7 separate regions of the Mus musculus genome follow, and regions 2, 3, 4, 5, 6 and 7 are each linked to region 1. Evidence: chromatin loops called from intact Hi-C (ENCODE). Cell type or tissue: left cerebral cortex. All regions are shown on one strand. Region 1 holds the start of Phyh (phytanoyl-CoA hydroxylase). Region 2 overlaps Optn (optineurin). Region 3 holds the start of Mcm10 (minichromosome maintenance 10 replication initiation factor). Region 4 overlaps Optn (optineurin). Region 5 has its middle 16 kb from the start of Optn. Region 6 overlaps Mcm10 (minichromosome maintenance 10 replication initiation factor). Region 7 holds the start of Camk1d (calcium/calmodulin-dependent protein kinase ID).

Region 1 (4,000 bases):
TTTTGTTTTGCTTTTTAGACCGTCTGTCACTTTTGGCCAGGATGGCTGGCCATTAAGATCCTCAAGTCTGCCGGACGGACGGTGGTGGCACGAACCTTTAATCCCAGCACTTGGGAGGCAGAGGCAGGCGGATTTCTGAGTTCGAGGCCAGCCTGGTCTACAAAGTGAGTTCCAGGACAGCCAGGGCTATACAGAGAAACCCTGTCTCGAAAAACCAACCAACCAACCAACCAACCAACCAACCAACCAACCAACCAACCAACCCTCGAGTCTGCACCTGCACCTCCCAGGGGGATCACAAGCATTTATCACCAGGCACTCGCTTCTGAAGTCGCTTTCCGGGAACCAGTTCAGTCCTCAGGAGACTGGGGACACCTGGCCCCTGGAGTGGGAGCTTACACAGCTAGTGGGATGGTGACAGACAGAGGGCAGGTGGAGATGGGCAGCTAGCTACCTGCTGGACAGGGTCCTGAGCCTTCTCTTTTTGGCGACTGGCGCCTCCTCCTGACCTCTGAGAATCCCTGCCTCTGCCGGCCTTGGTCACAGGCAAGCACCTGTGGGCAACTGTCCTTGGTGTTTCTGGATGCAGAAGTCAACTCAAAAAATGGCAAGCCTCTTTGTGATGACGTCGTCACCTTTCGCTTTATGCTTCCCGCTTTACACCAGCAAGAAACCACGGTTTCTTGAAGGCTCAAAATGCTGCCTAGAGAAGTCCCACCAGAGAGCCCTTCCAGAAGACGAGGGCTCTCTGGGGATGCAGCCTCCACCCGGGAACCCTAGGGATGGAGACAGGGAAGAGATGGCGGCGCAGAGGCTCTCTTATGTCCTTGAAGCCACCACCAGGGCGGAGAGGCTCCTTCGAGCCTGTGAGCCCTTCCACAGCCCAAAGGATACAATCGTTGGGGCCGAGGGTCGGCCGAGGTGTCCCAGAAGGACCTGCAGCCGGGCGCCGGCGCGCGTAAGATTCATGGTGGGGGCCAGCAGACGAAACTGCTGCGCCCAGGTCACACTTAACTTACGGCAAGGCCCCGCCTCCTAGTAGAGGGTGGAGTTCTGTCCAAGGGCAGGACACAGCGCCACCTCCCCCAGGCTGGGGGTTGGGGAGCTGGGGATGAGGGAGCGAGCCTAGGCTGTCTGGAGTCCTTGCTCCCCGCCGCTGTGTCTTTGTTCTAATCTGCAAGGTCCGAAATTTTGCGACTGGGGTGATGCAAGCCGAGCAGCCCGAGGCCGTTAGGGATCTGAGCCACCCTTTTAACTTGGTAGTTTTAATCTATGAACAACTAATCTATGTGACTAGTTCTCCCACTAAAAATTAAAATCATCTGTGTTATTCAGAAGAGACATTAAATTTAGCGTGAATTCATCCTAAAATATTAGAAAGTTTGGCTGTTAGTTTTTAAGAAGAGCGATCCACACGGTCTAGGATAACTTACATTACATTTTTGTGTGTGGTGGTGGTAGTGGTGATGGGGTGTGGTGTGTGTGTGTGTGTGTGTGTGTGTGTGTGTGTGTATGTATGTATGTATGTTTGCATCCTTGTTTGTGGAGATCAGAGAAATAATCTTCAGGGAAGTTGAGTCTCTTTCCACCACCTGAGTTTTGGGGATCGAACTCTGATGGTCAGGTTTGTTCAGCAAGCTCCCTTAACCACTGTGTATCTCACCAGCCAGTATAACATGTAAAATTTCTTATGTAGCTAAAAACTGTTTTCTTTAATCCCAGCACTTGGGAGGCGGAGGCAGGGGGATTTCTGAGTTCGAGGCCAGCCTGGTCTACAAAGTGAGTTCCTGGACCACCAGGGCTACACAGAGAAACCCTGTCTCGAAAAAGCAAACCAAACCAAACCAAACCAAACCCAAAACAAAACAAAACTGTTTTCCTAAAGTCTTTGAAATTCAACCACTACACATAATCTCAATCTCTTTGTCTCTCGGTCTCTTAAGAGAGTTACTTCTAGATTGCTTCTAGTTACTCCATAAACATGTTATTGTTTCTTAAATGCTTTCATTAGATAATTTGGTGACAGTGCCATAGTCCAGGAGAGACAAGCAAGTAACCAGCTGGCTACTTCCTGTTTTCAGGTTGCAGAGATTTGCCCTTTGTGCCTTGACCTTTAGGACGAGATTCGCTTAGCTGAAGCTCCCAGGGCCGGCTTGGTCATTTGCTTATCTCCCAACCTCATCTGTCCAGCCTGAGCAACCTGGTGGAAGCCTGACCATGTCCTGAGAGACCGGCTTAATTAGCCCACAGTTTAAAAGCAGGACTGACTGCATTCCCCCCCCACCCCCCACTTGGGAAATAGGTGTGTTCTTACTGCCCTCACCTGGTGCAAAATGGGAACTGCAGGGAGAAGGAAGAAAACAAAACTGAAATTAGTCTGAATTTGGGTCACCTCAAGCAGAATTGAAAGATTAAGACCGTCATTCTGAGGATGACTGGTTTCCCTAAAAAACAGAGAGAATTATGGCTTTGGGGCCTGTCTTAGGGTTTCTATTGCCGCCATGACCATGACCAAAAAAGGAAGTTGGAGAGGAAAGGGTGCATTCGGCTTACATTTTTACTGATCTGTTCCTCATTAAAGGAAGTCAGGACAGGAACTCAAACAGGGCAAGATCCTGGAGGTGGGAGCTGAAGCAGAGAACATGACAGGTGCTGCTTAACTGGGCTCGTTCTCCATAGCTTGTTCAGCCTCTGCTTTCTTCTAGAACCTAGGACCACCAACCCAGGCCACCAGCCCAGGGATAGCACCACCCACCATGCCCTGGGCCTTCCCCATCAATCACTAGTTAAGAAAATGCCTAACATCTGGACCTTCTTGAGGCGTTTTCTCCTTGAGATTCCCTCCTGTCAGCTAACTTTAATCTGTCTTAAACTGACATAAGACCAGCACAGGATGAGAGATTGTGGCACTCAAGATAGAATTTCCTCCTGGCTCTGTGTGTAACGTTTCCTAACCTGTATTTTTGTTTGTTTGTTTGTTTGTCTTGTGGTAACTGAGCTTAGAACCCAGAATCCCCCATAAGAGGCAAGCACACTAACAGTAAGCTATCACACACAATAAAACAAAAATAAAAATAATAAGCAGATAAAGCAAAGGAAATGATTTCATAGCCAATCCTGAAAGAATGATAGATGATATCTGCAGTCCTAGATTCTCTCTCCTGATTTTCTCTAAAGCCCAGGTCATTTCTGAGCTCATCCTGCTAACGAGCTGCTCTTCGCAAGCGGCCACCATGTGCTCATCTAGGGGTTCTGTCTCACTGCATTCTATCCCATGCAATCCTCTGCGTGCGGCCATGTGGAGTAGGCCCGCAGTGGCTTCCTCTCCCTCCTTTTCTGACTGACCTTCCCTCTCCTGAGATCTGTAGTCAGTCCTTTTACATCTTCGTTCTGTGAAAACCAGCTTTCTCAGTCACCTCCTCCAGCCTCAGACTTTAAACTTCAGCCTTCAGGAGAAGATCTCAGATTTGTAACCCTATCTTGGAATGTTAAACTCCAGACTATGTGTCCAAAGACCTCTCTCTGTGTCTCTCTGTGTCTCTGTTTTTCTCTCTGCTTTTTTTTTTTTTTTTTTTTTTTCACTTTGCAACAGAGTTCCCTGGAACTCATTCTATAGATCAGGCTGGCCTTGAACTCAGAGCTCCACTTGCCTCTGCCTCCCAAGTGCTGGGGTCAAAGGTGAAGACCATCACCACCCTCCTTTGTGGGGGATGTGGAGGTCAACCTTGTGAAGGAAAAAGTGGAATGGAGAGAGAAGCGCCACAGGATCGAAGAGCCCTGATCTGCTGTACTTGGGATTTGATCTAAGATGGCTCCCGGAACACCTGTGAGACAGCAAAATGGAACACGGGCCAGATGGTGGCTGCCCCGCCTCTTCACAGAAGTCCTAACAGGTGATGACACTCCCCGCCCCCCCCCCCCCTTTTGAGTGACCTTATTAGGCAGGGCTTTCATTGGGGCATGGTGATGGTATGGCAAGACACAATTGGCTGAGGATTTA
Region 2 (4,000 bases), 110 kb before region 1:
CATGTAGCCCAGGCTAGGCTAGAATTCAACATCTTCTTGCCTCTGCCTGTGGAACACTAAGATTACAGGCCGGTGCTACCATGCTCAGCCAGAGTTTCCTAAGACTAAGGACTATTAAGCTCACTAGAAAAGTGACCAGTTTATATTTCCAGAACTTTTAAAAGACAGGGTCTTGCTGTGTAGCCCAGGACTTGCAACACAGACCTGAACAGACGAGAGAGTCTCCTGGTTCCATCACCAAGAGCTGACTCTGAGGACTTGTGATGAAGTCAAAGAAGCAACCAACATAAGAGCACACACATGTCTGGAATTCAACAAATAATGTGTATTTATTTATTTATTTTAAATTTAGCTTAACATCAACATTCTGGTAAGCCATTTACTATGTTATACCTGAATACTATTTTTTTATAAAAAAAAAATCTACTGAATTAATGATTCATGCATCCCTGAAGCCATTTATATCAGTTCAGTTTAGGAGTTCCCATTGTTTAAAGCACCCACACATATGCAACTTGTATCTACTGTTTCATAGCATTGGAAAGCCATGATTCACCCGCTCACAACAGAAGTCTCGTCATTCCCAAAGCCTGTCTACAGGTGCAGCATGGACCCTGATCTCATGATCATCCCTGAGTCCACGGTCATCTCCATGGTAACCTAACTTTTCCCCCTAACAGATGGAGGTGTACTGCTCAGATTTTCACGCTGAGAGAGCAGCAAGAGAGAAGATTCATGAAGAAAAGGAGCAGCTGGCCTTGCAGCTCGCGATTTTGCTGAAAGAGAACAATGACATTGAAGAGGGAGGCAGGTAAGAGGATGCAAGGAGACTGGCACACAGGCCAGTACCACAGAGGAGCAGTGTACAGGCTGTGTTCTTAGCACACGCCGTGAAAATAACATTCTGTGTCTCAGTATCCTAGCTGGCTTTGAATTAGCCACCTTAAAAAAAATGCTTACCAAATTCTAACTTTAAAATTTTATTTTTACTTACTCCGTTTGTTTTGAAACCGGTCATACCCTTTAACCCAGACTGGTCTAGAAATTGCTACTGCGTGCTGGCCTCAACCTTGCCCCCCTGCCTCAGTCTCTGGAGTGCTGCTTGGGACTAAAGGCATATGCCATATGTCTGGCTAAAAATTATTGGGAGAGGTCTTAAGATATTTTAAATAGAAGATTAAAATAATACAATTATTATGTAGTCCATTCTAAATTAACTGTTTCTTTCATTTGCTTCAAGTATTTCTTAATTTTTTTTAAACAGCTTTGATGACTTATGGGTGGAGTGTGGGTCCTTGTGTATGGATTTGTGTGTGGAGGTCAGAGGGCAGCTTCTCCTCTTCTGTCATGTGGTTCCCATCACTGAACTCAGGCTTGTCCGTGAACGATGTTCCAGCTCAGCCGTCCCAGCAGCCCCAGAGTCCTTTTTATCAAAGGACTAGGAGTCAGAGCTGCTCTCTGTGTCCCCATCCTTCAGTACACCCTCTCCCCTACTTTGTGAAAACAGGAAATTGGTGAGCCACCACCCACCTGCATTATAATTTTACATATCGATATGCACACAAATCCCTGCACCATATTTGTAGCCAACTTTTTAAGATGTATTTATGTGTGAGTGTTTTGCCTGTATGTCTGTATATACACTACATGCATGCCTAGTGCCAGCAGAAGTCAGAAGAAGATGTGCAATCCCCTGAAACTGGAGTTACAGACTGTTGTGAAACAGGGTGTGGGTGCTAGGACCCAAACTCACGTCCTCTGTTAGAGTCGCCTTCCCAGCTCCCAACACTGTGTTTTTAAAGGAAGATAATACTGAATTCTCTCCTGTGTCTAAGTTACAAAATGATCGTTATAGATATTGTTCTGCAATTTAATTTATGTCATGTGATTGTGAACTCTGATGCAGATTGGGTTCATTATTTTTTAGAAAAATACTAAGTTGGGCTGTATAAAATCAGGAAATAATCCAACTCACATTTTTCTTTTCTTCTTTTCTTTTTTTAAAAAGATGTATTTATAGCTGGGTGGTGGTGGCCCGCGCCTTTAATCCCAGCACTCGGGAGGCAGAGGCAGGCGGATTTCTGAGTTTGAGGCCAGCCTGGTCTACGGAGTGAGTTCCAGGACAGCCAGGGCTACACAGAGAAACCCTGTCTCAAAAAACAAAACAAACAAACAAACAAACAAAAAAAGATGTATTTATTATGTATACAGCATTTTGCCTGCATATACACCTGCAGGCCAGAAGAGGGCAGGTTAGTTTTTTCTCTTAGCTAATGAAATAATTTATTCTATTTAATTGCTTTGTAATGCCTTGATCCAGAAGTAAGCCACTTTCTCTGACCCACTTTGCTATCACTGTAGAGTTTGGTACCTGGCAGTGGTGGCACACATCCTTAATCCCAGCACTCAGGAGGCAGAGACAGGAGGGCATCTGAGTCTGCCTGGTCTACAAAGTGAGTTCCAGACAGCCGGGGCTACACAGAAAAGGCCTGGCATTTAAAACAGAGACTGGGGGGCCTGGAGAGATGGCTCAGAGGTTAAGAGCGCTTACAGAGTTCAGTTCCCAGCAAGATCTGGTGCCCTCTTCTGGCCTGCAGGTGTATATGCAGGCAAAACGCTGTATACATAATAAATACATCTTTTTTTTTTTTTAATTAGGTATTTTCCTCATTTACATTTCCAATGCTATCCCAAAAGTCCCCCATACCCTTCCCCCCACCCCCCTACCCACCCACTCCCACTTTTTGGCCCTGGCGTTCCCCTGTACTGGGGCATATAAAGTTTGCAAGTCCAATGGGCCTCTCTTTCCAGTGATGGCCGACTAGGCCATCTTTTGATACATATGCAGCTAGAGTCAAGAGCTCCGGGGTACTGGTTAGTTCATAATGTTGTTCCACCTATAGGGTTGCAGATCCCTTTAGCTCCTTGGGTACTTTCTCTAGCTCCTCCATTGGGGGCCCTGTGATCCATCCAATAGCTGACTGTGAGCATCCACTTCTGTGTTTGCTAGGCCCCGGCATAGTCTCACAAGAGACAGCTCTATCTGGGTCCTTTCAGCAAAATCTTGCTAGTGTATGCAATGGTGTCAGTGTTTGGAGGCTGATTATGGGATGGATCCCCGGGTATGGCAGACTCTAGATGGTCCATCCTTTTGTCACAGCTCCAAACTTTGTCTCTGTAACTCCTTCCATGGGAGTTTTGTTCCCAATTCTAAGAAGGGGCAAAGTGTCCACACTTTGGTCTTCGTTCTTCTTGAGTTTCATGTGTTTAGCAAATTGTATCTTATATCTTGGGTATCCTAAGTTTCTGGGCTAATATCCACTTATCAGTGAGTACATATTGTGTGAGTTCCTTTGTGATTGGGTTACCACACTCAGGATGATGCCCTCCAGGTCCATCCATTTGCCTAGGAATTTCATAAAATACATCTTTTTTAAAAAAGAAAAGAAAAAAGTGAGTTGGGTTATTTCCTGATTTTATACAGCTCAACTTAGTATCTTTATCACCTTCTGTCCTGGTACTCATAGTTGCTAAAAACCAAGTTAGTCTTTTGTTTTGGGTGGTTACTCTGTTGTTTGGCACTGAGGGTTTCAGAGCCTTGTGCATGCTAGCAAGCACTCAGCCTTGAGCTGTATCCTCAGTCCGGGTCAGTTTTCTTATGAAGGTCAGCCATGTGGTTTTGACTTGTTTCCCACACGCACCCTTCTGGCGGCTGCTTGCTGGTGTCCTGTTGCAGGCTATAGAATATCACAGGTGGTCTTGCTTTTGGTTGCAGTAGACAGTCCCTGATGGAAATGCAGTGCCGACACGGGGCAAGAACCAGTGACTCTGACCAGCAGACTTACCTGTTTCAAAGAGGTGAGTCACCTATGAGCTGGGATTTCAGATTATGTTGTAGAGAATGGCTCTGAAATCCAACTAGTCAAAATACAGCGCCGCTTGTTTCCCCAGAAGTCAGCCCCTGAGAGCCTCTCATTTCATTCAGCCCAGACTCTCGCAG
Region 3 (4,000 bases), 95 kb before region 1:
GCAAAGAAGAAACAAGAAGAAATTAAACATCCTGATGGCAAAGACCAAACTTGTCCCAAAAACTCGGATGGCCCTAATCAGCAGGAAGTAGTCTTAACAATGTCTCCCCATTTCTGAGCCCTGACTTTATTCAGGGATCTCTTTATCCTTTTTTCTTTTATTTGGTGTTGTGGGGTTGAAAGGGTGGAAGAAAGAACTCACAAAGTAATGAAAGACCAGCTACAGTGTGGTGGTGGCACACACCTTAAATCTTAGCATTTGGGAGGCAGAAGCAGGTGGATCTCTTGAGTTCAAGGCCAGCCCGGTCTACGGGGAACATTCGAGGATAGCTGAGCCAAAACAAAAGGCTTCTGGGAGGTGGTAGCACTCTGTAGGCGGGGCCTAGCTGGAGGAAGAGGTCACTGAGAGCAGAAGTGGTAAATTTGCTCTTGGCTCTTCTGTCTTCCTGCTTCCTGGCTGCATGAGTCGAGCAGCTCTGTGCAAGCACACCAAACCTTCCACCATGCTCCGCCTTATCAACATACCCTTCTGCCTCATCCAGCTCTAGGAGCCATAGAACCAAATCTGTCCTGCCTTAAGTCAGCTTGCGCATTGATAGTTAAATGTTCTCAGGATTTCTAATTTCTTCCTGCCTGAAGTTGTCACAGAACCAAGAAGCCAAACATATTCAGATGCCATTATGAAACCAAATGGACTCTATCATGTCCCTTAAATGTGGATTTCCCATGTTCCCTGCTAAAGTGGATCACCTCAAGTAACAACTAGTTGTACAAGTCAGAAAGGGACCAGCTAGCCTCTGTCTGAGTTTCCTCTGCCCTCTTTCTCTCTCCTCAATATCCCACAGGCATTGGATTCTGAATTTATTTTACCCCAAATCACTTCCTCCTCTTTCCTCAAAATTGCCACCAAACCAATTAGTACAAATTGCTTAGCTCTCCATATCCATCTGTGCTTGAACACTTAGATTGATACTGTTTCCTATTCCTGGAATCACATGGGAAGCAAAGGTTATCTGTAAAGTCACAGGGAAGAAAGGAACTAGAGAGGACCAACAAGAACTGGCCTATCAGCCGGGCAGTGGTGGTGCACGCCTTTAATCCCAGCACTCAGGAGGCAGAGGCAGGCGGATTTCTGAGTTCGAGGCCAACCTGGTCTATGAGTGAGTTCCAAGACAGCCAGGTCTACACGGAGAAACCCTGTCTTGAAAAAAAAAAAAAAAGAAAAAAAAAGGACTGGCCTATCTAATTATTGAAGTCTCTTTATCACTGTGAAATTTTCATACTAGAATTATTCCTAATCCTGAGCCAGGAGCACAGGCTTTGATAACGATGAGATGGAGAAGAAGAAAACTCCGTGTCCAGGCATCAAGATTCTTTGCTTTCTAGTCACACACTGGGTAAACAGAGTGGAGAGATAGAGACACCAATGCTGTCTTATCTCAAATCAACTAGTGGATGAATTCAGACTCTAAAGAGTGTCACTTGGAGGTGCGTGTGGTCACTGTAATCCCAGCACTCTTGAAGCTGAGGCAGGTTTCAAGAATCCTAGGCCAGGGGTGTGAATCCAGCTCCATGGCAGTGGCACAGGGCATGCTTAGAATCCATGAACCCCGTTATCCAATCATCAGCACAAAGGAAAAGGAAGAGGGGGAGGGAGGAGGAATCCCAGGACACTCTGGATCCTGCTACATACTGTTTTAAAGTAATCCAGGCAGGCACTCTAAACCCAGTAGGTGGGAAGCAGAGTCTTGAGTTCAAGGCTCACCTGATCTACACAGAAAGGTCAAGGCCAGAGCTTCTTGGAGAGACCCTGTCTTAAACATCAACAAAACTGTGCATGGAAGTCTTTGGAATTATGGAGGGTAAATATTCTGCATTTGGAAAATGGTTTTAGACCTATGTATAAATACTTGTAAAGAAAAGTTTGAATTTTACTGAAGAATGATCTGATAAATTATTCTCAACTCTGACATAATCTAGTTCCCTGAATCTGCACTATTCTAGGGATATTGTTTTCTGCGTCCAAAAATATCTAGCCTTTCCCTCGTTTACAGGTGTAGAAACAAAATCTGAAGAAATGGTAGTTCCTGTAGGTCAGACAGAGTGAAAAGTAGAAACTTTCATCTCTCTCTCTATTCAAATCCTAATATCTAAACTGGACATAGGAGCAGCAAAACTGGTTGGGACTTCAATAAGTTTACTTCCAGCAGGGAAACCAGTTGAGTGTTAACTTACAGAGATGGGCTGGAGCTCTGCTATGTGAATCTTAATTATGGGAATCTGCAGCCTCACCAACCGGAAGTTCTTTGCCCATAACAAAGATGGCCAATCAGGTTGCTCTACTGAGAGGCGGTGCTTCCCCCAGCCAAGGATCTGTGTGGTCCAAGAGTTCCGGTGGAGCCAATCAGAGCGTCCTCCACAAATGAACGCGTCGACGTCAGAGTTGGGCGGAGCCCAATTTAGTTTTTTGGCGGGATCCGCTGTGGACCGGGAAGAGGCCCGGGTCTTAGGTAAGCGTCACGGGGTTTGCGTGTGTCCGGAACTCTGGGCATCCACGCAGGGATTGGGGTCTGAGGGAGAGGCGCGGGCTCTGAGGGGCAAAGGCGCCGAGATCTGGATCCAGCGGAGCAGGCGACCTTTGGCCGAGGCTGGAACGGGCAAGGCGCCGGGGCTGGAAGATGGAGGGCTCGAGTGCTTAAGGAGCCCGTTTTGGGTTGTCTTCTCTTTTCTCTTCTCTTTTCTTTTCTCTTCTCTTCTCTTCTCTTCTCTTCTCTTCTCTTCTCTTCTCTTCTCTTCTCTTCTCTTTTTTCTTTCTTTTTAAATATTGGTTGATTATATGTAAGCTGTCTTTATACACACCAGAAGAGCGCGTCAGATCTCCTTACAGATGGTTGTGAGCCACCATGTGGTTGCTGGGCTTTGAACTCAGAACCTTTGGAAGAGCAGTCAATGCTCTTAACCGCTGAGCCACCTCCCCAACCCGGTTGTTTTCTTTTTTTAAGAGCGCCCTTTTATTTTTGTTTTTTAAAAGTTTATTTCTGCCGGACAGTGGTGGTGCACTCTGAAGAGGATCCTTATAACAAGCACACAGTGGTGGACAAATGTGCAGTTAACTAGGGCAGAGGGGCTCTAGAGGGAACCTTCGGGGTATGGCCGACTAGAAAGGCTCAGAAATTAGCTAGTTGGAGATGAGAAAGTACTCTAAAAGAGCTTTCTAGACAAAATGCCTAAGCTGAAAACAGTTCAAGAAGCTGAAAGCAAGCTAATCTAGCAGGAAGATGCAAACACAGGGAATTGAGGAAATAGAAACAAGGAAGAAGGTACCCACCCATTGCTTCTCAGGCGGGCATTGTGGATGTGGTTCTAAGGATAATTGAAAGCAGCAGAATGTAAATAAGTATACCGTAAGCCAGAACAGAACAAGTTAAGCACAATTGCCTGGCCTACACGGTAGGGTTTATATCTGAGGAAACACTAAAGCAAGGCAGAAGGCCATATCCAGATTCGGGGTGCACCAAAACCCAATCCTTTTACCAGAGTGGGTTCTATAGCCATGCTCCCACATACAACAGGAACAAACATGTCTTATAAATTGAATGCAAATGTTTGTTGAAGGAGGCTGGAAATCAGGTCCAAGAACCATCCAGGGAGCAAGCTATACTTGAGGTTAAAGGCCCTCTCTCTGCCTTTCCCCTCTGGGGCCTCTCTCAGAGTTCGTTCACTGTTTGGCAGAATGGCCAGGGTTCTGACAACCTGCTTCCACCTTCCCCAGGACTGCAATTAAAGGAGTTTGATACCATACCTAGCTTCAATGTTATCTTTCTATCTTTTTTTTAAAAAGATTTATTTATTATTATATCTAAGTACACTGTAGCTGTCTTCAGATGCACCAGGAAAGGGCATCAGATCTCATTACGGATGGTTGTGAGCCACCATGTGGTTGCTGGGATTTGAACTCAGGACCTTCAGAAGAGCAGTCGGTGCTCTTAACCACTGAGCCA
Region 4 (4,000 bases), 110 kb before region 1:
CAGGTGACTCCTGGTCCTGTCAAGCTGAGAGTTAAAAGTTGGTGGGATGGAAAAAAACCAAGAGATTTTTCTACTTGAGTTTTCAAAGTCTGTTAGGGAGACAGGAGGATGGGCTTCTGTGATATTTCCCTCATTATTCCACTTTTAATATCACATTTTAATAGGTCCAGGTTAGCCACTCTGCAGGCAACTCACAACAAGCTCCTTCAAGAACATAATAAGGCACTGAAAACAATTGAAGAACTAACCAAGCAACAGGTATTTACAGAGCAAAGGTACTTCCATAGCCTGGGGATTGAACCACCAAATGACCCCTCAACTAAATCCACTCTCAAGAACTGCTTTGCGGTTATCAGTTGTAACAGAATTATTATAGCTTTTCACCTCAGCTTGTATATAAAACGTGACTTGTGTATGGAGGGGGTGCTGATGTCTCCAGGCAGGGCAAGGGCTTTTCCTACTTCCCGAGGGTGTGTCTGTAGGAAAGCTGAGAGCCTGGGCTCCTTGTCAACAGTGGAGCGAGACAGCTAGCTATAGCCATCTACTGGCTGAGACTGTGCAAGGCCATCTTGCCTGCTGGCACTGAACTTGGAACCCTGGTTTTACAGCATTTAGTTTAAATTAGTAAGGATGTTCGAATAAGCCTAGGGCCTCTTGCATATTTGGCAAATGTTCTACTATTGAGCTACACCCTCCTGCCTTCCCTCTTACAGGGTCTCAGAGTTACTTGAGCAGACCTTGAACTTGCAAGCCTACTGCTCAATCTCCTGAGTAGTTACGATTACAGGTCTCTGACATAAGCACCATGTTTTCTTTTCCTTTTCCAGAGGGGGCAGGGTGTAGGGGGTGGGGTCCATGTACATATTGGCATGTTCATGTGGAAGTCAAAAGCTGACTTTGGTATTTTCTTTGAGACAGGCCACTTTAGTTTCTGAGGGTCTCTCTTATTGAAGCTTACCAATTGGCTAGGCTGGCCAGCCAGCAAACCAGGCACCCTCCTGTCTCTGCATCCCCAGGACTAGGGTTGCAAGCAAGAGTTATCACCATATCTACCTTTTAGATGGATGCTGAGGAACTGGCCTCAGATCTCATACACACAGCAGGCACTAGGGACTGGGTAATCCCCCAGGCCTTTTTACTTCATTAAAAAACAAAAAAATTTTATAACTCTCTTAAACTATAGCTTTAAAAAAAGAGAGAGAACCTTTTGTTTGTTTGTTTGTTTGTTTGTTTGTTTATCTAGAGAAAGAGCCTTTATGTGTCCTTGGCTAGCCTGGAACTCACTGCATAGACAAGGCTGGCCTTGAACTCAGAGTTCTACCCATCCCTGCTGCCTCCAGAGTGCTGGGATTAGAGGTGTGAGCTGCATTGTCCAATAAGGACCTGATCCCTTTTAAATGTAAACTAAAGTAACATCAAAGCTAAAGTAACAAGATAAATAATAGTATCCATGCCTCAGGCTCATCAGAGTAGGCTTGTTCTCATGGGACATTGATCTGGTTTCGTGTGTGCTGAGATCTGAACTCATCTACTGGGAACAGTGCTATGCTACGCTCACTCGCTGTTACCTTCTCAGAAAGTGTTTGGGCTGGAGAGATGGCTCAGTGGGTGAGAGCACCGACTGCTCTTCCGAAGGTCCTGAGTTCAAGTCCCAGCAACCACATCACCATGTGGCTCACAACCATCCATAGTGAGACCTGACACCCTCTTCTGGTGTGTCTAAAGACAGCTACAGTGTACTTACATGTAATAAATAAATAAACAAATAAATCTTTAAAAAGCAAGAAAGAACGTGTTTTAGCCAAGGAAGTGCTTATTGGCAAGGCAAAAGTGACTACAGCTTGCTGAATGAGTTGTCATGGCTGAGTAACAGACTGGAGCTGACAGTTCTTAAGTGTAAAGCTTTATATTTTCCTAAAATAAGCTGCATCGTTTCCAAGCCATTTCTAGAATAAAGTTGTATTTTTCAGGCAGAAAAGGTGGACAAGATGTTGCTGCAGGAGCTCAGCGAGAAGCTGGAGCTGGCAGAGCAGGCTCTGGCATCCAAACAGCTCCAGATGGATGAGATGAAGCAGACGCTCGCTAAGCAGGAGGAAGACCTGGAGACCATGGCCGTCCTCAGGGCTCAGGTGAGAGTCAGGCTAGAGTCTGGCCTGAGTGATGCCCCCGAGACATTTCCACTGTGAGAATGGCAATGCTTAACATAACAGTGATTTTTTTTTAATGTTCTTTCTGCCAGTTCCTTCCTCCTCCTCTTCATCTCCTTCTCTTCCTCTTCCTCTTCCTCCTCATTCTTTTTTGTCTGTTTTGTCACTACGTGGTCTCACTGTTTAGCTCTGGCTGACTTGGAATTTACTATGTAGGCCAGGTAGGCCTTCAACTCACAGAGATCTGCCTGCCTCTGCTTTCCAAGGGCTGTGACTAAAGGCCTGCACCACCGTACCTACCCAGTGGAGTTTTTTAAAAAATGAAAGTCAGGCATGGTTGTGCACACCTGAAATTTCAGCACTTGAGAAATAAAGGCAGGGAAATTAATAGTTCAAGGCCAACTTTAGACTCCCAGGTACTAGTATAAGACTTATTTCTAAATATTTTTGTAACTTATACTATTTATTATAAATGGTGTTTTGGGGAAAGTGGGTTTTGGGTTTTTTTGTTTATGTTTTTGTTTTCCGACAGGGCCTCAAAAGACAAGCTAGCCATAAATTTGCTATGTAGCCAAGGATGGCCTTGAACCCCTGATCACACAGGCATGTCCCCATGCCTAGCTTCATATGGGTCTTTTTCTTAAAAGTTGCTATTAAATAGAAATGCTAGACACAGGGTTGAAAAACACTGGGCGTGGCAGCATTTACTTGTGATCCCAGTGCTGAGATCCCTGAGTTCCCTGGCCAGCCAGTCCAGCCCAGCTGGGAAGACCCAGGCCAGTGACAGCCGCTGTCTCAAAAACCAAAGTGGATGGCACCTGAGGAATGACATCTGAGGTTGTCCTCCCGCCTCCACATGTACATGTTCCCATATGCGCACGCGCACACACACACACACACACACAGTGAAGAGGGAAAGAGAGATTACATCATTATGTACATTGCTAATTTTAAAATTAAACACTACCAGTTTATCTTACAAAAATACATGACCAGAATTCTCTCAGGAGGGCCCCAATGTCTTTACGTCCTTGTGTTTTTTACTTAGAAATGATGTCATTAGATTCTATGCTACCTGGGGGCTCATTATTGCCAGCTGCCCATTGTGGACAAACCCCACAGAGAGGAGTTTGTGCCTGTGGCTTTAATGCCGTTACTAGAGGAACATCATGGGAGCCTTGTGTTCCCTTGCATAGCCCATATGGCTGTTTTCTGCCCTGTGGCTTGGAGTCTGTGTCATGACTGTGCATGGGTGTTGGTTTTGGTAGATGCTCTTGGTCATTCACCAGCTCTGACTTGTGCACAACAGAGCGTAGATAATGCTCTCAGCACTGATGCAGCGATGGATAGCACAGAGATTCCACACCACAGAAGTGAGTCTCCACCATGAACACTTACTGTGCACCGCAAGATGCTGCATCACCCAGAATTGATGGAACCCTCCTAAAATGATGATTGATATATATATATTACATACCTTTTGGTAATTATAGTTTTAACATAATAGAATTTTTTAGACAAGGTGTTACTATGTAACTCAGGTTGGCCCCAAATGCTAGAAAACAGGTGTGCAGCACTATGCGAGGCTTAGATTTGTATTTCCTTTAAACAGTAATAGATAATATAGCCCAAAGCCATGAAATCCAAAGGCCAGTTTTAAACATAGTAAGTTGAAAACTTGGCACCAGGGAACTGGAGAGGAGCTTAGCATATACAGACAGCCCTTGCTCGTGAACACATGAGCACATACATACACAAAGTAATAATCTTTTTTTAAAAAAAAGAAATCTAGGCACCCAGTACAATGATGCGTGTGAGCAATCTTTAGTACTCGAGGCAGGTCATGTGACAAA
Region 5 (4,000 bases), 160 kb before region 1:
CACACACATACACACACACACACACACACACACACACACACACACACACACACACCTCCAATATCTTAACTCTCTTAGGAAGTTCTAAGTATTTTATGTCAGAACACTTTCCAAAAATGGAGTCCGATAAGAAGAATTCTGAGTTCGTGTGAGAAAATTCCAAGTAAACAAGAGTCTTTGTGACCTGTTTCTTCCAAATGCCAACTTCTTTCTGAAATGTGATTAAATGTCCCTCCCAAGTATGGTGGGTAGGAGGGAGTTGACTTCAGATTGTTCATTGGAGCTGGCTATTGTTTGGTTTTATGTCCGTGTAGACAGACATGTTACCGCCATGTGTGGTTTGTCTTTGTGATTGTAAACTGTACTCATTCGATTCTTCTTAACTCTCAGAGTATAGATTGTCTGATGCTCTGAGTAAGGTTGGCTAAGGCCTGAGGCTTTAGTCCTTCTCGGTTTTTAGGCTCCATCCTCCCAATTTCCACTGCCTCAACAATTGTACCTTTGCCCTTTAAAAATATGTCAAACCTTCCATTCCTCATCTATTTTATTTTTTAATTTTTCCCAAAAGTAAACATATACGTGTACACAGTCACACATGGATATACACATCCACATGTGCACACTCACACTCATATTCCTCACAATCATACACAGGCACTCCACATACACCATGAGTATGCTTGTATGTGACCATAGGCACCTACTTGCAAATACTCAACACATACAGACACATTACAAAAACGCACACACTTGGACTTCTACCCATATATTCACACACAGGCACGTATGTACATATGCATACATGATACATACACTTCTATACAAGTGTAGACTCAAAATATATGAATACACACGTGTATGCTCAGTCATTGGAGTTTCATATGCCAGTCTATATTGGGGTGCTGTTTTACTGAAGTACTTCCTGACCTCTGTTCCCATAATTCTGTGAGACCCCGACTTAGAGCGTTTCTCCCTGAAAGGTAAAGCCCCTGGACATTCCCCAAGCTTGTTTTCCCTGATCTCTTAAAATACAGCCAGAAAGAAGCTCTTTGTTCTCTATAGCCAACAAAAAGTCTTTTTGTTTCTGTGCCTTACAGCCAGAGACTCGATGATTGTGGGGAGACCTAGCCAGGCGCTTGCTTGGCTCCCTGTGCCAAGGACATGGAGATAGATTCCCCAGAGAAGAGCTACAGCTCACTCCTCACTCTTCATGCCTTGTTATTTTACCAAGGACACCCGCCAGAGAAGAGCTGTAGCCAAACTCCTCCCAACTCCTCAGCTAGCTGTTAAAAGCCCCCTACTGTTACCGCTCGAGATCGAACTCCCCTCAGCTAGCTGACAATAAAGCGTCTTGCAGTTTGCATCAGGTGTTATCGGGGTGCCGACCAGCTCAACCCGGGACTTGAGCGGAGGTCTCCCCAGTTTCGGGGGTCTTACAATTCCACAATCCCAGCAAAGGAGGCCATTTCCTTGTCTGTTTTTTTTTTATCTTGATACATATGTACTATTAAAATGGGACAAATTAAAAGGTCTTAGTCTGACAAAGAGCACTTTCCTTAAAAATGCTGACCTTTCTTTCATAGGCTCAATTTGGATTTTCCCTGAGAGGGACTGCCAGTTGACTGCAGACAGTCATTTGGCACCATCTGCTGGACATAGACAGTCTGAGCAAATGAGAGCTGAAGAGATCAGAGCTGAAGAGCCCAGAATCCACGTTGAGTGAGTGCCTGGATCTAATAGTTCTGCTGTGTGTGGCTTTATTGCAAATATGCAACTTCCTGTGCATATCTCTGAGTTACCTTACGTTATCCTCTCTGAATTTCACAAAGCACCTTTGCTTTATAGCCTCAGCCAAGTCAGCTCACAATGAAGAGCAGAAACCACATCTTGCCACTGTTGCATCCCTAGGGTCCAGGATACAGTAGGAGCTGTGAAACATGTTTCTCTTGCTCTGTGGCTTTTGAATGGCACAATGACTAATATGGGCCATAAGAGATGATGAACCATGGACAGCATAAAGCTAGGGGTGAACATGAACTCCTGATCCTCTGCCTCTACCTCCCCACACCGGGATGATGTTGGAGAAACATCAGCTGCTCCGTATGCCTTTTCAAATTTTAAATTTTTCTTCAAATTAAAAAAATAATAATAACTGTTTAGACCAAGGTCTTGCCATGTAACCCAGGTTGACCTCAAACTTGATCCTCCTGCCTCAGCCTCTCAAGCCCTCAGTAACCTTTAAAAACTGATAAGTTTTCCCCCATGTGATAGTTAACTGTGTGCATTAACTTGGCCAGACTAAAATGCCCTGCATTTGGCCAAATACCACTGGAGATACTTCTGTGGAGACACATTCTTTATGTGATTGGTGTTCTGCATAAAGCGTGTGATTCTCCATATTGTGTGTGGGTCCTTTCATTTGAAAGCTTTGAGAGTAAAGACTGCAGTTTCTCAAGGTAGAAGAAATTTTTCTTCAACCAGATTGCCACAGAGAAACCCTGCCTCAGTTTCTCACTTGAGGGATTTGGAGTCCAGACATCAATTGTAATTCTTACCTGAAATTCCAGCCTGATGACCTCATATAAACCTTAGACATTCCTGCTTCATTCTCCCTCTCCCTCTCCCTCTCCGTCCCATTTTGCTGGAGAAACCTAACACAGGTCCTATACATTATATTAGTAAAGTATCAAGTGTTTTTTCAGTTCACTAAGAAGCTAACTGTGAATCAGGATTGCCCCTAACTAACTTCAGACCCAAGCATATCTGTCTTAGAGCATCCTCCAAGATCTTAGTCCAGGAATGGGCTATTCCTATCCCCAGCTTTGTGAGAAATGGACAGGAGAACAACAAAGCATCCCACAAATAGAAATATCACATCCTTGAGAACAATCAAGTAAATTGTTACAGGAAAAACACAACATCTCTGAGCACATTTAGGAGGTAAATCGTTCCCAGACACCTTCCTGAAGGGAGTGGGGGGAGCTTTGAGGTTTCAGAAGCACAAGCCAGGCTGGGTGGCTCACTTACTCTTCCTACTGCCTGCCAGTCCAGATGTAGAACTTCCAGGTCTTTCTCCAGCACCATACTTGCCTTTGGGCTTCCATGCTTCCCACCTGACATTAATGGACTGAACCTCTGAACCTGTAAGCCATCCCCAATTAAATATTTTCCTTTATAAGAGTTGCTGTAGTCATGGTGTCTCTTCACAGCAATAGAAACCCTAACTAAGATGGAAGTTGGTACCAGAAGTGGGGTGTTGCTCTGATAAGCTTGACCATGTGGCTTCTTCTTGGCAGAATGTAAACTTTGGGACTTTGGATTAGGAAAGCAGTTGAATGCTTTGAGAAGGGCTTAATGGACCATATTAGTAGGAGCATGAAAGACAGTGGTGCTGAAAAGGATTGGAACTGTGAGGGCCCAGCTTAAGAGGTTTTAGAGAAGAATATTATTATGTGACCTAAAGAGCACTCTTTTTTGGTGAAGAATGTGACTGCATTTTGCTTTTGTCCAAAAAAGTCTGCCTGAGATTAAATTCAAAAGTTTTGGATTGTGTTGACAGAGGAGATTTCAAAATAGCTTATTGTCGACCAAGTTGTATGGTGATCAGTGGCCAGTCTTATGCAGATCTATACTGAAAAGAAACAAGCTGAGGAAGGGAAATGCAAAGTATACAGTTTGAGAAGAAAGGGGTGCCAGGAAGTATAAACAGATTAAAGAACAGCCTGAGGCCAAGAGATAAAGGGAATGGTGACCTCAGAGCAAGTCCCCACCCAGTTAAGTTTCCAACTTGTTCAGAGGAAGTTTTAAAAAACTTAAGGCCAGGTGCATGGTACACACTTTTAATCCCAGCACTCAGAAGGCCGAGGCAGGGGATCTCTAAATTTGAGACCAGCCTGGTCTATGATCAAGTTCCAAGACAGCCAAGCTTAAGCAATTAAGGAAACCATTGAAAACAGAAAGCTGGTGGAAATGTATTTGAATGAGGAGGCCATACTGCAGC
Region 6 (4,000 bases), 71 kb before region 1:
CACAGATGCCTGCCCCAGAACTGAAAGGTGACTCAAGAACTTTGCCTCTGTGTCTCCTTCAGGTGTTAACGTGGGCACGAGAGACAAGAGAGCTAACATGGCATGGGTCTCTCCCCACTTCCGTGCTCAGTCCTTATGTGGAACATGAAGCCCAGGCTGCTTGTCTGTAATGTCCCAACCCCCCCTGGTTCTGGTGATGAATAGCGCTGCCTCTGTGTAGTCTGGATCTACTGACACTGGGTACCAGGGTTTCCTTCTGTTGACTGTGATTGCAGCTTTTTCTCTGACGGGAAGTCAGCAAGCCAGTTTGTGACTCAGTTCCTTCGTATGGAGAAAAGTTTCTCTGCCTACAGTGCCATGGGACTCGGATAGAAATGCCTAAGCTCTCCTCACCTTTAGTGTGGGTTTATTTAAAATAAAGTTTGATGCTCCTAATAAAAGCAAATGTACAACTTGAGAGGCTGTGAAACGTGACTCAGAAACCAGCTACACAGACAGAACCCAGGACTCTGGGTAGGCCTACAGGTGTGCTTACTATTGTGTGTGTCACGAAGGCCAAAGCATAGCTAATGACAGTAAATGTGTACTTCTTAGATTAGGCTAGCTGGACAAACTGTTTTCTAACGGTATTTGACCCATGTGAATGCTGGTCCTGTCTAAGGGTAAGATAAATTGGCAGGATCTAAACTCTAGCTAGACTTGGTTTTGTCCAAGACAAGAGGGTAATTCTGTGGAAAGCAGTTCTAGGAAATACACGGTTGAGGCTTTAGAGCCAAAGATTGCATGCCCCAGGTGGCATCCAGCTTTGTCTCTGCTCTGTGTGGGCTGAAGGCGCTAACCATTGTAGTCCCTGTTTCCCTAAGGTCTGGCCACCATTTTTTAGAGGTCTTTGTGCTTACAACAGGGTTTGGGCTTTGGTTTCTAAACTCAATAAAGAAAATAGTAAGGCTCACTGGTGGTTCTCTCCACCCCTCCTCACCCCGAATATTCTGGGAATATTATTAGTAAGAACTAAAGGCTTAGGACTAATCTGGAGAGTGATGTACCTGAAGTCCGCAGCACACATGCAGGGATCAGGAACAGCAGATGGCCGCCGGTGGGAGATGTGTTCTCATCTGCTCAGGGCGTGGCTGGGTCTTTGATGTCTATAAGATGTCCAGGTGCTTACAGAGCTCTGGGGACCTGAGTGTGGGTGCCTTTATTTCTTTAATTTTATTTTTAACTCCTAAATAATTAGAAACACAGTGGAACCCCTTCCCACGCTCACAGATATTATTGGAAGGTTGAATTTGTGTTCATCATGTGTGTGTGTGTCTGTGTGTGTATGGTTTCCCAGAATATTCAGGGGTGAGGAGAGGGGAGAGAACTACCTACCCATGGGCCTTGAAAATATTCATTAATGGAACTAACCTTTTAATCCTGCCTTTTAGTGAATTACCAACTATTAAATAGTTTCATATAAATCCACTACATGTTTATCTTTTTTCTTGACTTACTATCAGAGCCATGTCACGTTATCAGGCACTCAGAACTGGGTAAGCACTCGGCAAGTAGCAGAAACTGGCTGTTCTGAATCTATCTTCAGAATATTTTGTTTGTTTTAGGTTTCTTTCTCTCTCTCTCTTTTTTTTTTTTTCCTATTTAGAAAAAAGTAACTTAAAAAAAAAAAAAAACAAAATCCTGTTTCCAGGCAAGAAAGATAAAGTCTTTTAGATAACAATCTTGAAGGCTGGGTGGTGGTGGTAGTGGTGGTCCACGCCTTTAATCCCAGCACTTGGGAGGCAGCGGCAGGTGGATTTCTTGAGTTCAAGGACAGCCTGGTCTACAAAGTGAGTTCCAGGATTACACAGAGAAACCCTGTCTCGGGGGAAAAAAAAAAAAAAAAAAAAAAAAAAAAAAAAAAAAAAAAAAAAGGCAACCAATCTTGGAGTGGAAAATAGGGAACTCGAAAGCTTTTGTGCCCTCTGGCACACCATCTAGTAAATGTATGGGAATTCCATTTCCCATTTGCTCCAAGGCTTCACCCACACCTGATATTGTCAGTCTTTTTTAATTTATATATGAGTGGGTGTGCGGTGCACACACGTACGAGTAGCCACAGAGGGCCAGAAGAGGGCATCAGATCCTCAGGAGTCGGAGTTACAGGCTATGGTGAGCTGCCCTACGTGGGTGCAGGAACCACACTCACCTAGAAAAGCAGCAAGTGTCTTAACTGTTGAGCCATCTCCCCGGCCTTTTTTTAAGTTTGGCTGTTCAGATCAGTGTATGGTGACATCTCACCGTGGTTTAATTCCTTGTAGCCAGTTCTGTTGAGCATCTTGTCATATGCTATTGACCAGCCAAATGTTTGTACCATTAGGATGAGCTGTAAAATTTCTTTCTATGTTCTGAATACAAATGCTTGCTTTAGCCATGAAGTACTCCAAGGATTGCTGTGTGTGGTCTAGCCTTGGTTCTCAATCTTCCTAATGCTGCAACTCTTTAATAGCCTCACACTGTGGTGACCATCCCCCCCCCAGCCATAAAATTATTTTTGTTGCTACTTTATAATTGTAATTCTGCCACTGTTATGGATCATAATGTAAATACTGAGAGGCAGGCTACCTGATATGCAACCCCTATGAAAGAGCCATCCAACCTTCTCCCTAGTGGGGTCACCACCCAGAGGCTGAGAACCACTGGTCTAGAGATGATGTGCACTGCCCATTTATTGTCATTTAAAAGAGTGAGTTTATTCAATATATATATATATATACACATACATACATATGTATGTATATATATACGTGTGTGTTTTCTTTAACAGTTATAGAACAAGTAGATACAGCTAATGTGCCTGAGGTTGGAGGGTAACTTGGAAGTAGTTGGTTCTCTGCTTCTATCATGTGAGTGTTGGGGATCAAACTCACTTGCATAATCAGGCTTGAGACTGGGCAGTTTTACTCTTTGACTGTCTCATCAACCCAAATTATGACAGTCTCACTAAAGCATTAGAACACTATTGTTTGAAAATTAATTAGAAATTAAACAACCCAACCAAATGGGAAAGCACAGAAGTGTATAGAAAGCACAGGACGACTCATTGTGGGGCTTAGGAAAATCACCAGCCTCTACTCAAAGAGTCAGAGTAAATAAAATCGCCCCAGAGCACACAGCTTCCTGAGTTTGTTTTGGGTGGTGCTGGGAATTGAGCCCAGGACCTTGAACTTGGTGAGCAAGTGCTTTACCAGTCTACCTCCCAGTTGAACCCCACCTCCCTCTATTTGTAAATAAAATATGTGAGACTAGTGAATGGAAATTACTAAGGAATTTTGACGCATTGTTCTCAACCTCTTCAAAATTAGGGCGTAGTGATGAGAAAGAAAGGAAGAGAAAAATCGAGCCCTGAAGCCACACTTGCCAAGGGCAGCCTCAAGTACAGATCGGTCTATTGGTGTTTGCCTGTGACATTTGCTCACTCTGATTGCTGGGTTTGTTACCTTTGGCATCGTTCTCACTAGGAATGACAGTGTTTGGCTCTTAGTGAAGGAATCCTGGGCTGAACTTGAAAACCTAAGTATAATGGACCCCTTGTTAAGGACAGGGGTGAAGGAGGGAAAAGAATTCCTACCCAGATCCTTGAGGCCAGAATTCTCTATCTTGAGCCAGAATGCCAAGTGCAGCTGTTGAAGAGGCAAGGGCAGTTTGTTCAGGTTTGCTTTCTTCACTTCTAAACTAGCTGTTCTCCCAAACCTTGCTTCCCTTTGGATATGTCCTCGTGTAAGCCTTCCTTCCCTCAGACACAACAGGCAGGGGGAATGTGTGGGATGTGGCCTCAGAATGCAACCATCTGTGACCATCTACCTGTGTACTAGCCTGTGCGAGGGGATGCCAACTAGAAGATGGGAATGAAAGTGGGCCACATTGACAGGGTCACCCAGATTAGGACCCTTGCCTCCCTGGAAAGTAGAAAGAGACACCCCTAAGAGAACAACTTTAGGAATTAAAAGTTAAAAAAACA
Region 7 (4,000 bases), 800 kb before region 1:
CAGGACAGTGTCGCTGGGTTCTGTTGACCCATGCTTTATGCAATAAGATACAGTGTATACAGCTCTTACTGGAGGGGTGCTGTATGCTTTGGACTTTGGGCATGTCTCCATCTTGGAGAGAGGTTCCTTAGTTCTCCCCCACCCCCACCCCCACCCCTCAGATATTGTTTGTACGATTTCTTCTGGGTTTGTAAAAGCAAGCACAGTCATGTGGGCATAATGACATTCTGACGTTAATCCCATAAGATTATAATGGAGCTGCAAAATTCCTATGGCCCAGTGACCTCTTAGCCAGTCATAACATCAGTGTGACCCATTACTCATGGGTCTGTGGTATTGGTGATGTAAACAGACCTACGATGGTGTGCTTTGCCTAGAAATACTGTAGATATCATTCCTTAGGTAGACAATGCTTGATAGTAAATGACTCTTACTGAATTATCTATTTAGTGGGTTGGACTTTTTTTTTTTTTTTTAGATTATGTTTCTTCTGCTTGTGAAAGAAAACTTGACTGTAAGTCAGTTTGCTATATTATGCCGGCAGTACCCTCTTGTATCTTGTATTTACCGTGCCTCTCGATTGCATCATTTTGTCTTGTGCTTGATTTAATTTCATGTTTTGTTCATTATGGCTCTAGGAGCAATAGGCTGTTTCTCCCCAACCTCCAAGCCCGTGAGCGTGTGTATCCCACAGGCTGGGTGTGTGCAGCATCCAGGTCTGTGTAAATACACTTAACATGATGATCATATGACTCGGTTGTCACACTCCTAAACAACCAATGGTTATAACCCTCTTCTCTGCTGTTCTCAGCTTCAAGAGCTTAGGACTAAGGGCCAAAGAAACGTGGAAAACAGCACTGAGAATCTAGGGATAGGTAGATTTTTCTTCTAACCTCCTTGGGAGTCCACAAAGGGCTCCAAGGCAGAGCCTCTGGCCAGTCTGAACCAATGGGGAGGTGTTGGGGGGGGGGGATTTCTTTTTCTGAAAGCAGATTCACACCTCCTCCTCCTCCCCCCTCTCAAATTGGAACAGTCCTGGGAAAATGGGACAGGTGTCCCCAGTTAAGAGACAGGGCTGTTTACTCAATTCAGCCGAACAGCTCTAAGGGAGAGGAAGTCTTGCTACAAAGAAAACTTAACATTTCCTATCATGAGGTAGTAGTCCCTGCCAGTTGAACCAAAGGACCAACTGGAAACGCTGCCTACTGTCCTCTAACAGGTGAATACCAGGTGAGAGTGGGCAGGTCAAAGTTCACTCTGGAGACCAGAGGCCTGAGGAAAATGTATCTCTGCTTCTACCTTAACCTTCTAAGTAAGCCACTTGCGGGGTATGCTGATGGGGGAAGGCGCTAGAGAGAGGCGTCTTTCCATTGAATCGGTGTAATTTGGCCACGGCCTCAGAGCATCAGGAGTAAAGTGAGAAAGAGGAAATCAGAAGGGTTCAAACACTAGTCAGTCCAGTCACTCCAGTTCTGGGCCAGGCCAGCCACCATGTCCCGCATCCACCCATCACTTGGCCGCCAAATAACCCCTGGAGTTTTACTCCGGAAGGGACCACCAGGCGGTGATTGGCTCGTCTTGGGCGTGCCTGTCCGATACATCCCGAGGTTTCCTTTAGCTGCTCCAAAACTGACGTGAAGCAGATTTTGGTGCAATGCGAATTAGCTCCAGCAGCGGAGTCCGGAGGTGACTGCCGAGCTCCGGGAGCGCCTGCTGGGGCAAAGCTGCGGCCAGGAGTCAACGCCCGCCTGCCGATGGCTCCATCCAGGCCGCCGCCCATTGCCTTGACAACAAGCCCCCACCCGCCCTCCTGCACAGCAGGCTTGGGTCACCGGCTCTTGGGTATGCGAAGGCGCCCCGCCCTGGGCGCCCCGCAACCGTGAGCCGCGCAACCCCACCTTGCCGAGAGCTTCCGAGCGCCAAGCAGAGGCGCCCCCTCCTGCTCGAAGAGGGAAAGCCCGGGCGCCCCCAGCATTGACTTCATAATAAAGCTCCCTAAAGGCTAGGGCTCCCCCGCGCGTTCCGGCGCCCTGCACCTGCTGGGTTCTCCCACCCGCCCTCGCCCGGGGACCCAGGGTGCGCGGACGGCCTGGGAGCGTGCGTGGCTCCGTGGTCAAGTGCTGCATCCCGGCGCCCAAGCACGGAGCTCCTGGGGAGGGGAGGGGGAGCGGGACATCCCCGAAGGCCGCCTCGCGGGAGGCGGGGAGGCTGCCGGGTGCACTGGGAGGGCGGGGAGCCCGCGGGAGGAGGCGGGCTGGGGGAGTGGGGCGGGCGGCGGGGAGGGAGCAGGAGCCAGGCAAGAAAGTAGCAGAAAGTGAGGCTGGCAGGCGGCGGCAGAGGCAGGAAGTCTTTGCCGGAGAGCAGTAGAAATTAGAGCCAGGGAGGGACCGCGGCGGCAGCAGCCAAGGCGAAAGAGGAAACTGCCGAAGAGGAAGCTCTGCGGCAGCCCGAGCCTCCCTGCGCTCCGCATCCTCCCGCTCCGCATCCCGGCGCCGGGCATCCCCCGGAGCCCGCGCCGCGCCTCCGGCGCCCCTTCCCCAGCGCAACCCTCGGCCGCCCTACAGCATTAGTCTGCCATGGCCCGGGAGAACGGCGAGAGCAGCTCCTCCTGGAAAAAGCAAGCAGAAGACATTAAGAAGATCTTCGAGTTCAAGGAGACCCTCGGAACGTAAGTGGGTGCTGGGGACCAGCGGGTGGAAGTAGCATCGGTGGCGGCAGCAGCGTCGGCTGCTCCTGCTGCTACCGTCGCCACCGCCACCGCGGCAGAAACTGGCTGGTCGATGCGTCCTCATTGTCCCATAGTCCGCTCTTATGGAGACCCTCCGCGAGTCCACCGCGTGGGTCTGCGCCCACGGTTGACACCTCTCCTGGGCGGGGGAGGGGAGCGCAGGGCGCGCAGAGAACAGCCCACGCGGGCGGGCGACTTTCCTTTTCCCTTGCCACCACCGCCCTCCACTGATTTTCTCCCCACGCGTGACTGTGGGCTGAGCATGGTGGATCTCGCTGATCGCTGGCTGTGTGCACTTACTCATCGTGTGTATGGGCGCACTGGGCCGACGAAAGTGGTCACGAGGAAATTCAGCTTTTGGTCCTACCCTTACATCATATATTCCTATGGAATTGACATATGCACGTACTAGGTGTAGACAAGACTTTGGCTGGCCTCAGGATGATGGGAGGGAAGAATTTCGCAGTATTCAGAGTGACATGTGGTCAGAGCTTCATCTGTGTGTACATCTCACCATAGGGTCAGATGCCCGGCGCTGGGGTTCATGTCCGGGTGGGAGGAGGATCAGTGAGTCTTTAGGGGCGGTTCTCTCCGGGGCTCATGCTTGATGGTTACATCTCCAGAAAGCAGAAATAATCAAAAGTGTGTGTCATCAGAGCTCTGAACATGTGCCACTCAGTACAGCTGCAGTTCCCTTCCTGCGCATGAGTTGGCTTTGTTTTGTTTTGAAGCGCCTCAGATAGGTACAGGGGCTGTGAAAGAATTCAGCGCCGCGGAAAGAGTCTGAAGTTCAAGTTATTTTCTTCCACCACTTGATCGGTTTCTGGTTTTGATCGGTATCTGTACATGAAGATACAGTCTCACACGTGCTCCGTAAAATGAACCTTTTGCTGGGGTTTAGGAGGGTGCTGATGACTCGGAGAAAAGGAGGTGGTGATTCCCGGGTGTATCTGTGTTTCTGGGCGCTTATCTCTCCTCCTGCCCTCTCGGCCTTCTTATTTCTGGGCTTGGTTTGCTTTTCCAGGACCTCAGTTTTCAAGCCTGCTCGAAGTGCAGAGTCCCACAGCTAAATATTGGTAATTATTTCCCTCCACCCCTCCTGTACCCCATCTGCAGTGTGTCCCCCAGAGACAAGTCGGAGGGTGGCCTTGTCAGCTGTGCTCCCAGATCCCTGGGACAGACCTGTGCAGTGTGCTGAAGCTCTCAGTAGGGTCACCCTGCTGTGCCTGCTGGGCACCAGGGAAGGCATCTCTGTGCACGTACTTGCTGTTT

The links. Hi-C counts contacts between places; a loop is a spot of excess contacts. Peaks named below come from ENCODE experiments on the same cell type or tissue, not always from the same donor. Only the 100,000 strongest peaks of a DNase experiment are listed, where the experiment ranks them.
Region 2: it touches region 1 in a loop (3-fold over the local background); 13 of 42 quality-filtered maps call a loop at or near these places.
Region 3: it touches region 1 in a loop (2.1-fold over the local background); 16 of 42 quality-filtered maps call a loop at or near these places.
Region 4: it touches region 1 in a loop (2.8-fold over the local background); 9 of 42 quality-filtered maps call a loop at or near these places.
Region 5: a loop joins it to region 1, with 2.9 times the contacts of the local background. A loop is called at or near these places in 3 of 42 quality-filtered maps.
Region 6: it touches region 1 in a loop (2.5-fold over the local background); 25 of 42 quality-filtered maps call a loop at or near these places.
Region 7: a loop joins it to region 1, with 3 times the contacts of the local background. A loop is called at or near these places in 3 of 42 quality-filtered maps.

Annotation. Positions count from the first base shown.
Region 1 is chr2:4,916,039-4,920,038 of GRCm38, reverse strand. Phyh (phytanoyl-CoA hydroxylase) reads right to left here and starts at 1,043. Exons shown (of 9, transcript NM_010726.2): 1 at 895-1,043. The coding sequence starts at 969. It overlaps Gm46728 (a long non-coding RNA gene), which reads left to right and starts at 3,583. Exons shown (of 3, transcript XR_001783222.2): 1 at 3,583-3,893. In left cerebral cortex, CTCF peaks have their summits at 828, 1,038, 2,140 and 2,342 (motif pointing left); DNase peaks (open chromatin) are centred at 1,039 and 2,301; H3K4me3 peaks cover 1,751 bases; H3K27ac peaks cover 2,254 bases.
Region 2 is chr2:5,023,925-5,027,924 of GRCm38, reverse strand. Optn (optineurin) reads left to right here. Exons shown (of 14, transcript NM_001356487.1): 12 at 681-811; 13 at 3,776-3,858. Among named protein-coding and RNA genes, the nearest start is that of Mcm10, 13 kb to the right of the region's middle. In left cerebral cortex, CTCF peaks have their summits at 2,273 (motif pointing right) and 2,575 (motif pointing left); no DNase peak of the experiment used is centred here.
Region 3 is chr2:5,011,214-5,015,213 of GRCm38, reverse strand. It overlaps Mcm10 (minichromosome maintenance 10 replication initiation factor), which reads left to right and starts at 2,423. Exons shown (of 20, transcript NM_027290.3): 1 at 2,423-2,509. In left cerebral cortex, no CTCF peak of the experiment used is centred here; a DNase peak (open chromatin) is centred at 2,376; H3K4me3 peaks cover 373 bases.
Region 4 is chr2:5,029,389-5,033,388 of GRCm38, reverse strand. Optn (optineurin) reads left to right here. Exons shown (of 14, transcript NM_001356487.1): 10 at 165-258; 11 at 1,971-2,129. Among named protein-coding and RNA genes, the nearest start is that of Mcm10, 19 kb to the right of the region's middle. In left cerebral cortex, no CTCF peak of the experiment used is centred here; a DNase peak (open chromatin) is centred at 1,965.
Region 5 is chr2:5,077,887-5,081,886 of GRCm38, reverse strand. No RefSeq gene overlaps it. Among named protein-coding and RNA genes, the nearest start is that of Optn, 16 kb to the right of the region's middle. In left cerebral cortex, a CTCF peak has its summit at 1,638 (motif pointing left); DNase peaks (open chromatin) are centred at 1,264 and 1,648; H3K4me3 peaks cover 307 bases.
Region 6 is chr2:4,987,181-4,991,180 of GRCm38, reverse strand. It overlaps Mcm10 (minichromosome maintenance 10 replication initiation factor), which reads left to right. Exons shown (of 20, transcript NM_027290.3): 20 at 1-457. Among named protein-coding and RNA genes, the nearest start is that of Ucma, 13 kb to the right of the region's middle. In left cerebral cortex, a CTCF peak has its summit at 2,087 (motif pointing right); no DNase peak of the experiment used is centred here.
Region 7 is chr2:5,712,814-5,716,813 of GRCm38, reverse strand. It overlaps Camk1d (calcium/calmodulin-dependent protein kinase ID), which reads left to right and starts at 2,052. Exons shown (of 11, transcript NM_177343.4): 1 at 2,052-2,668. The coding sequence starts at 2,577. In left cerebral cortex, a CTCF peak has its summit at 1,953 (motif pointing left); DNase peaks (open chromatin) are centred at 2,052, 2,321, 3,037, 3,275 and 2 more places; H3K4me3 peaks cover 2,815 bases; H3K27ac peaks cover 2,848 bases.